3 separate regions of the Homo sapiens genome follow, and all the other regions are linked to region 2. A link is a contact called in ENCODE Hi-C or POLR2A ChIA-PET data. All regions are on one chromosome and are shown on one strand. The core of a region is the stretch at or near the end of the contact, and the rest is flanking DNA. Distances in the headings are between cores, read along the strand shown. Region 1 overlaps IL6R (interleukin 6 receptor). Region 2 overlaps IL6R (interleukin 6 receptor). Region 3 holds the start of TDRD10 (tudor domain containing 10).

Region 1 (2,700 bases), core at 101-2,600, 42 kb before region 2:
CTGGTTCACCGCTTACATAAACGGGGCCAGGAAGCTGAACTTGTTTTTGCTGGCAAGAGCTGCGGCAAGCTGCAAGAGAGTTGAGAAATATGTGTCTCCGTGTGCGTGTTTTTCTCTGGTTATTGACATTTGCAAGTTTACTTGAAGAGGGGGAAAAAGTAGAAAAACAACAAAGCTGTTTGGATTCCTGGCACCCAAACTTAGGTCCCAACTGGGGAGGAACCCCACTTTCCCAGAGCTGTGCTGCAGGGTCCCCAGACCAAAGGGTGTCTGGGCCATGGTGGGGGTCCCAGTGTCCCTGGGAGGGGGAATCCTAGGCCACCGGGGCAGGGAGATATGGGCTTGCTTGTTGGGAGTTACTAGGACCTAAACTCTCTTTCCCTTGAGGAATGGGAGGCAAGGGAGGTTGTGGGAATTTTCCCTCCCCTAGAGCTCTCCAGGGAGAAAGAAGCATTTTTCTGAGGGCACTGGGATGATCTGGTCATCATCCTTCTCCCAAAGCCATCAACTATTAAATAATAAATCCATAGATTCATTATGTGTTTTCAAGCTGAGTATTGTTTGCTTCCTGCCCTCTGAGAGCTAATGATTGGGCGCCATGGGATGCTAGACCGCAGGAGTGGGGGCCTGTGGGGGATCTACAGGTCACAGTCTGAATCCTCATTTCACAGAGAAGGCCAGTGGGCTCTGCCAGGGGCGGTGACGTGCCCATGGCTGCCTGTGAGTCATCACAAGACCAGGAATAGAACTCAGGTCACCTGACAGCACAGAGCTGTTTCCTCTACACCAAGGGGCCTCCTGCTTGTGGAGATGTACTTTATTTTATTTTATTTATTTATTTATTTATTTATTTATTTTCAAGAAGGAGTCTCGCCCAGGCTGGAGTGCAGTGGTGCAATCTCAGCTCACTGCAGCCTTCGACTCACTGCAGCCTCTGCCTCCCGGATTCAAGCGATTCTCATGCCTCAGCCTCCTGAGTAGCTGGGATTACAGGCACACACCACCAAGCCTGGCTAATTTTTGTATTTTTAATAGAGACAGGGTTTCACCATGTTGGCCAGGCTGGTCTCGAACTCCTGACCTCAAGTGATCCACCCGTCTCAGCCTCCCAAAGTGCTGAGATTACAGGCGTGAGCCACTGCACCCTACTGAGATGTACTTTATATTAAAGAACAAATCAAGGCAGACTGTACGTTTGTGTCAGCCCAACCCCACACAATTAATAGTCAGTGATTAAACTGACCAGACCAGACCAGACACCAACACTGACTGTTGAGGAGGAGCTTGGGGGTTTGTTTTCGGGAGGCAATACTGCCTCCTTTTGTGATCTTAGTCCCAGGTGAGGTGCTTCCTTGTCCTCTCTGCAGAATCCCATTCTTTCTTAGCCTGGGCTGAAGCTGCTCCCTCCCTGTATGTGACCCTGGCCTTGGCGCAGTCCTTGGGTGCTCTTCCTCCCTCCTGCCTCTGCGCTGCTTCATGATGCACAGGAGCCAAGGAGGGGCAGGGGACAGTCGGTTTTTTCTCAGGGAGATTGGAAGAGAACAGAAACAAGAAGCAATGGAATGCTCCTGTCCTGGAGGTTGGTGGGGCAGTGGGGAGAGGTGGGGAAGCCATTGAGCCTGCACATACTTTTGACAGGCTTGGCTCATGCCTGCCAACCCCATCCCACCGCCTGGGTTTCTGAGCAGGGACATGGGTCCCCACTGCCCAGGCCAGCTGGCAGCACAGGATGGCCTCCAACCTAACCCAGGCTCTTGGGTTGCAAAGGCATAGCATTTCAGAAGGGGCCACAGAGGAACCAAAAGTCCCCCTGCCTGTGGAGTCAGGCCTGATCTCTTTGAGGGTGCTCACACCCTCCATGTTCCCCTGTAGGTCTTCCTTCCCTCCTTACTGCATTTCAGATACTCCAGACACCAGCCCTCCCCAGAACTCTCACTGTTTTTTGTTTTTTTGAGACACAGTCTTGCTCTGGGTCCCAGGCTGGAGTGCAGTGGCACAATCACAGCTCACTTCAGACTTGACCTCCTGGGCTCAAGTGATCCTTCTGCCACAGCCTCCCAGATAGCTGGGACCGCAGACATGTGTCACCATGCCCAGCTAATTTTAGAGTTTTTTGGTAGAGATGGAGTTTTGCCGTGTTGCCCAGGCTGGTCTCAGCCACCTGGGCACAAACGATCCTCCCATCTCAGCCTCCCAATGTGCTGGGATGACAGGCGTAAGCCACGATGCCTGGTGACTCTCAATTCTTTTTTTTTTAATTATTATTATTATTATTTTGGAGATAGAGTTTCACTTTTGTGGCCCAGGCTGGAGTGCAATGGTGCAATCTCAGTTCACTGCAATCTCTGCCTCCTGGGTTCAAGTGATTCTCCTGCCTCAGCCTCCTGAGTAGCTGGGATTACAGGTGTGTGCCACCACGCCCGGCTAATTTTGTATTTTTAGTATGGGGTTTCTCCATGTTGGTCAGGCTGCTCTCAAACTCCCGACCTCAGGTGATCTGCCCGCCTCGGCCTCCCACAGTGCTGGGATTACAGGCGTGAGCCACGGCGCCTGGTGACTCAGTTCTTAATGCCTTGCATATACTGTTCTCTCTTTATGGAATGTAACTCCCTGTGGCTCCACTTATCAAACCCCCACTCATTTATCAAGGCCCCAATAAAATCTCTCTTCCCCCTTTAGAATAATTGATCCCTCTTCTTA
Region 2 (2,777 bases), core at 116-2,615:
CCGTAAAACATCTTAAGTGATCCTTAAACAAAAGTCTTAGGATCCTAATGTCAGAAATCCTATCTACAGAAACAACGGGGATGCAGATGGTCAGTGTCTAGGGCTACGTGACTTTTTGCAATAAGGAAATGGGCCAAAGTGCAGCCTGATTACTGCTTCATTATAACTATTAATATATTTCTGTCCAGAACCCAGCATGCAATTTTTGTCAACCCTGTGGAGATGGTTTTACAATCAACACCCAGATCAAGAACACTTAATATTTAGACAAATCTCCTGAGTCTTTTTCCTCTGCCTAGTTTCTTGTTTGTTTTTACACAGCCATGATTATTCTGTATCCTCAGCTCTGCATCCTGCCTTTCACACTTAGCACTATAACACAGGCATTCTTTCACATTAGTACAAATTCTTGTAAATCTCAGACTTTTTTTTTTTTTTTTGAGACGGAGTTTCATTCTTATTGCCCAGGCTGGAATGCAATGGTGCGATCTCAGCTCACTGCAGCCTCCGCCTCCTGGGTTCAAGCAGTTCTCCTGCCTCGGTCTCCTGAGTAGCTGGGATTACAGGCGCCTGCTACCATGCCTGGCTAATTTTTGTATTTTTTAATAGAGGTGGGGTTTCACAATGTTGGTCAGGCTGGTCTCGAACTCCTGACCTCGTTATCTGCCCGCCTAGGCCTCCCAAAGTGCTGGGATTACAGGCGTGAGCCACCGTGCCTGGCCATAAATCTCACTTTCATTAGCTGTAGTATTAGGTGGATATACCAATTTCTCTTAATCAACCTCCTATTACTCCTAATTGGTGGCACCCAAACATTACCAATTATTTGGGTGTTATTTTGCTTTTATTTAATTAATTAATTAATTTATTTATTTATTGAGACACATCACTCTGTCACCCAGGCTGGAGTGCAGTGGCACAATCTCAGCACACTGCAACCTCTGCTTCCTGGGTTCAAGCAATTCTCCTGCGTCAGCCTCCCAAGTAGCTGGGATTACAGGCATGCGCCACGACACCCGGCTAATTCTTTTTTAGTAGAGACAGGGTTTTGCCACATTGGCCAGGCTGGTCTTGAACTCCTGACCTCAAGTAATCCACCCACCTTGGCCTCCCAAAGTGCTGGGATTACAGGCATGAGCCACCACACCCGGCCTTATTTTGCTTTTATAAAAAACACTGTGTTGAACATCTTTGTGCATAAAGGGTTTTTTTTTTTTTATAGCTATGTTCTTTCTTTTCCCAGAAGTAGAATTCCTGGGTCAGAGAGTCTGAATTCTTTGAAATCCAGAGTGTAATGATTCTCTCCTCAGTCCTTTCTTACAGGAGAACTCCATTCAATGACTCAGCATAGCTCCAGTCAGCAGCCCTGCTGGGCTCTCTTCCTGTGTGGTGTCCACATGGTGAAGCCCTAAATAATATTCTGCAGATTGTTTATTTCATTTGGATACCAAGCTAAAAGCCAGTGGCAGATTTGGAGCCAACTATTAATTATTTATCATAACAAGGACAGGAATAACCTGTCGATATAAAAAGAAACCCAAGGAAAATCCCCAAATCTTGTTTTTGACATTGGTTTCCCCTCCTCTTTCCCAGCCCTTCCTGGAGTAACTGATCTTCCATGGAATTGAGGGAGGCCACCTTGTTCCCACTTTGGGGTTAGGAGGCATGTCAGTCACAAAGTGGGAAGCAAGAGGGAGGGGCTGAGGCTTGGGGCACTGGCCACCCTGGCACAGTTGAAGGGCCCCTTTAGGAAGGGGACGTGACTGTGCTTTTGAAGATCCATGTCACCATTTCATCTTTCTTTGAGCTGTCAAGTGACTTTTCTCAGTTACTGAGCCCTGGCTTTGGGCCCAGAGTGGAGCACTGTGAACCAAGCTGTGATCAGAAAGATGTCTATCTCCTTCCTGTGTAGCATTGACTTTCCTGTCAGATGAGTCAAATTGTGCCCAGTGGTGCCGACAGTTGAGTCTGTGGGAACTCACCAGCATGGTGGGAGTGGACCGAGAGGCGTAGGGAGAACTGGGGAGGTCAGCAACATTAGGAGCAAGAGGAACAGGAAGGCAGTTGAGGGAGCAGTGGGACCCTTTTCCTGCTATTACATGGCGGTTGCAAATTATCTGCCTCCTGCCAGCCTTACTTTGACCGAGAGGCCCATTTTCTTTCCCTACTAAAAGAATGCTTTCTTTTTTTATTTTCTTTCCTTTTCTTTTTTTTTATTTTTGAGACAGAGTTTCACTCTTGTTGCCCAGGCTGAAGTGCAATGGCACGATCTCAGCTCACTGCAACCTCTGCCTCCCGTGTTCAAGCGATTCTCCTGCCTCAGCCTCCCAAGTATCTGGGATTACAGGTGCCTGCCACTACGCCTGGCTAATTTTTGTATTTTTAGTAGAGACGGGGTTTCACCACGTTGGCCAGGCTGGTCTTGAACTCCTGACCTCAGGTGATCCGCCCGCCTCGGCCTCCCAATGTGTGGGGATTACAGGCGTGAGCCACTGCGCCCAGCCTATTTTTCTTTTTTTTAAGTAAATGGATTTGGGACTGATGATGTGTACCTAATGAACAGCCTCTGCAATGGGACAATTAAGGGACTGTTAAGTGACTTTTTGGTGCCTCAGTTTCTTCACTTGTAAATTGGACCAACAATACACATCTATTTCCTTGGGAGTGTTTTGGAAACTCACCAACTCTTCAGAGTATGGTGAACTCCCTGGTGATAAAAACAGTCGGGTCGGGTGTGCCGGCTCATACCTGTAATCCCAGCACTTTGGGAGGCCGAG
Region 3 (2,700 bases), core at 165-2,664, 39 kb after region 2:
ATATTCTGTATCCTCCACAGCCCTTAATGCCCTGTGCTCCTTTCCTCATATGGCTGCTGCGCAACAAATGCCCATGGAATGAATGAAAGGGCAGCAGTCTTGGAGATTTGCTGAACCTCCGAGGAGCCCTTTACTCGGTGGAACCGCAGAAAATGATGGAACTTCCAAATCAGTGGAGAAGACTGTTGGTTAAACCATTTCCTGAAGCTTTGAAATGCATATCTACACACTTGAGAGGTTACCATTCCTTATGCTCAAGAAGCATAAAAGTCATACACAAGCCTAGCTTTGCAATTCCCCTGAATATCAAAATTAAAATGAACCACATCTATAAAGGGGTCAAATGTAACCAAACAGGAATATCTCATTCAACGACTCTTCTAAACTGCTAACAAAATTCAATGGCTAGTACATTTCTGCAAAACTCCCCACCTCTAAAATAAGAGTTTTTCAAGAATTAAAAAACAGTCTAAGAATTTTAAATGGTCAGGAATTCCCAAATGGTGGAGGGAGAAAGGACCTTAGGAAACCTATCCTCACTGCCTCTTAGGTCTAAAGAAGCCTAGGGCTTAGCAGGCGCCCAGGGCTCCCCTTCGACTGAGAGGTGGTCCAAGGGAGGCTGTATTCTTACCGTCTCTTGCTGCTTAATAATCTTGCCCTTGTCCAGCTCGGGCCCCAGGGAGGAAGGGGAAGAGGACGCGGAGGAAGAGGAGCTGGAGCTGGAGCTACTGCTGCTGGGGTAGTTGCTCTTCCCGTTCTTCTCCTGAGTGTCCACCTTGATGAGCCTGTTGATGTAGGTGCTGCAGCCCGAGCTCTTGGTTGCACCCCGGTGGGGCTCCTCCTCCGTGGCCCGGGAGTTTTTGCGGCCCTTGCCCGCGGCGGCCTGAATCAGACCCTGCAGGCTGTCGCGGGACAGCCGGCTGTCCTTGGGGCCGACGCCGGCCCTGCCGCTCCCCAGCTCGGCCGCCGAGTTCTTGCGGCCCTTGCCAGGACCCGGCCCAGCGCCGCCCGCCTCCGAGTTCTTGCGCAATTTGCCGCCGCCGCCCCCGGGCTTGGCCCGCTCCGACACGGTCTTCAGGTTCAGGGGGAACTCCTTGAACCACTTGGCCGCCATGAGGGGGCCCCGGCCGGCTCGGCCCAGGAGCGTCGGGGCCGTGGAGCAGGCGAGCGAGGAAGCCCAGCCCAGACACGCAGAGGCGCCAGGGGTCGGGGACCACTGCATTCCCCGTGACTGGGGCGCTGGAGGCCGCGGCGAGGCCCCGCGACGGCTGCTCCGTGCGCCCCCGGCCGGCCGTCGCCCACGCCCGGCAGGGTGGGGTTCTCACGGCTCGGGGCGCCGAGCGGGCGGGCGCTAGCCTCTGCTCCGGACACGGCAGGCGACAGGCACGACGCGCGGGGGGCCCCGCCCGGGCTCGTCTTCAACGCCTGCCCGGCCCGAGGACACCGTGGCTCTCGGAGGCGGCGGGCGCCGGGGGCTTCCCCCTGCTCTTTCCTCCTGCGGTGGGAGAGGCCAGGCCCACGGAAGCCCCCTGCGGCCCAGCCCACGCTCCCAGGGACCAGAGAGGACCGAGCGGAGGCGGCGGGAGTATCCCCGGCGCAGCGACAGACGGTGGACGGACGGCGAGCGGCCCATCAACTCCGCGCGCCCCTCCCCTCCGCGGCTGGCGCCTCCCAGCCCCGCCACCTCCTGCCCAGAGCTGGGGGCGGCGGGGTGAGCGCCATGGCAGAGGCGGGTCGGGCTGCGAGCTCTGGAGAAAGGGGCGGCGGCCGCACGTGCGGATCGGCCGCGCCCCACTGAGCAGAGAGCCCCCTTCTGCCGCCGACAGCCCGCGTCTGCACCGAGCCGGTCTCGGCCGGGCGCTGCCTTCACACGCGCCCAGGAGTGTCACGTGCGCCGCTCACCCCCGGGAAGGAAGCCCCTCGCCCACCCACTCCGCTCTACTCCACTCTTTCTGCAGACGTTATTTTTGGCGGTAGGGCAGAGGTTGCGGCCCGAGGTCCGGGCGCAGGGACAACGGTCGCCAGCTCCTGCGCTAGTTCCGTTACTCTTCGGTGGCACACGGTCCTGGGCAGCGCGAGGCTCTTCCCGCCGTGGCCGCCGGGGATTGGCTGCCGGCAAGCCCCGCCCCGTGCCCCCGGGCTCAGAGGGGGCGGAGCGCGGAGGGAGAAGGCGCGAAGGCTGGGCGTCGCGATCGCAGGTGCACGCGCGTGGCCCGCGAGACGAGGTATGGCTTGTCGGCCCCAGGTCCCGGGATGCCAGGCGAGGGTTGGGAGGGAGGGGCGTCGGCAGGCAGCCATGGGAAACGCCCTCGTCCCGACTGATGGGGGAAAGGGGTCGCTGTTCCCGCGGGGCCGTCGCTCGCTCGCGCCGGTTGGGAGCGGCCCTCCTAGTCTGGATTTGTGCGGGCGGGGAGTGCCGTGTGCAGAACTGTGGCCACTTTAAGGGAAAAGACGCCTCTGCCATTCCTCCCTCCCTTCGAAGCCCTTTAAAAGCTTTCTGAGGCCGGGCGCGGTGGCTCACGACTGTAATCCCAGCACTTTGGGAGGCCGAGGCGGGCAGATCACCTGAGATCAAGAGTTCGAGACCAGCCTGGCCAACATGGTGAAACCTGGTCTCTACTAAAAATACAAAAATTAGCCGGGCGTGGTGGTGCGCGCCTATGGTTGCAGCTACTCAGGAGGCTGAGGCAGGAGAATCGC

What was found. Hi-C counts contacts between places; a loop is a spot of excess contacts on that map. ChIA-PET counts read pairs that join two places held with the same protein, here RNA polymerase II (POLR2A). Pooled maps may share reads with other maps.
Region 1: a map of CD4-positive, alpha-beta T cell shows a loop between it and region 2 (3-fold over the local background). The contact joins two enhancer-like sites. A Hi-C loop is called at or near these places in 10 of 168 maps with a recorded cell type or tissue (CD14-positive monocyte, CD4-positive, alpha-beta T cell, Caco-2 and 6 more), 2 of 37 single-sample maps with no recorded cell type and 17 of 50 pooled maps. POLR2A ChIA-PET finds 5 or more read pairs at or near these places in 19 of 52 experiments (BJ, CD4-positive, alpha-beta T cell, CD4-positive, alpha-beta memory T cell and 14 more).
Region 3: a loop to region 2 is called in a pooled map, with 2.6 times the contacts of the local background. The contact joins the promoter of TDRD10 here to the enhancer-like site in region 2. A Hi-C loop is called at or near these places in 1 of 168 maps with a recorded cell type or tissue (mesothelial cell of epicardium) and 6 of 50 pooled maps. POLR2A ChIA-PET finds 5 or more read pairs at or near these places in 6 of 52 experiments (GM12878, Panc1, T-cell and 3 more).

The regions. Positions count from the first base shown.
Region 1 is chr1:154,419,686-154,422,385 of GRCh38, forward strand. All of the region lies in intron 1 of IL6R (interleukin 6 receptor), which reads left to right. Among named protein-coding and RNA genes, the nearest start is that of IL6R-AS1, 14 kb to the left of the region's middle. Within about 2 kb of position 1,351, at least 8 of the 41 ENCODE cell types and tissues checked have a DNase peak (open chromatin) inside an H3K27ac peak, as active enhancers do.
Region 2 is chr1:154,461,951-154,464,727 of GRCh38, forward strand. All of the region lies in intron 9 of IL6R (interleukin 6 receptor), which reads left to right. Among named protein-coding and RNA genes, the nearest start is that of TDRD10, 39 kb to the right of the region's middle. Within about 2 kb of position 1,366, at least 19 of the 41 ENCODE cell types and tissues checked have a DNase peak (open chromatin) inside an H3K27ac peak, as active enhancers do.
Region 3 is chr1:154,500,805-154,503,504 of GRCh38, forward strand. TDRD10 (tudor domain containing 10) reads left to right here and starts at 1,415. Exons shown (of 13, transcript NM_182499.4): 1 at 1,415-2,225. SHE (Src homology 2 domain containing E) reads right to left here and starts at 1,608. Exons shown (of 6, transcript NM_001010846.3): 1 at 632-1,608. The coding sequence starts at 1,222.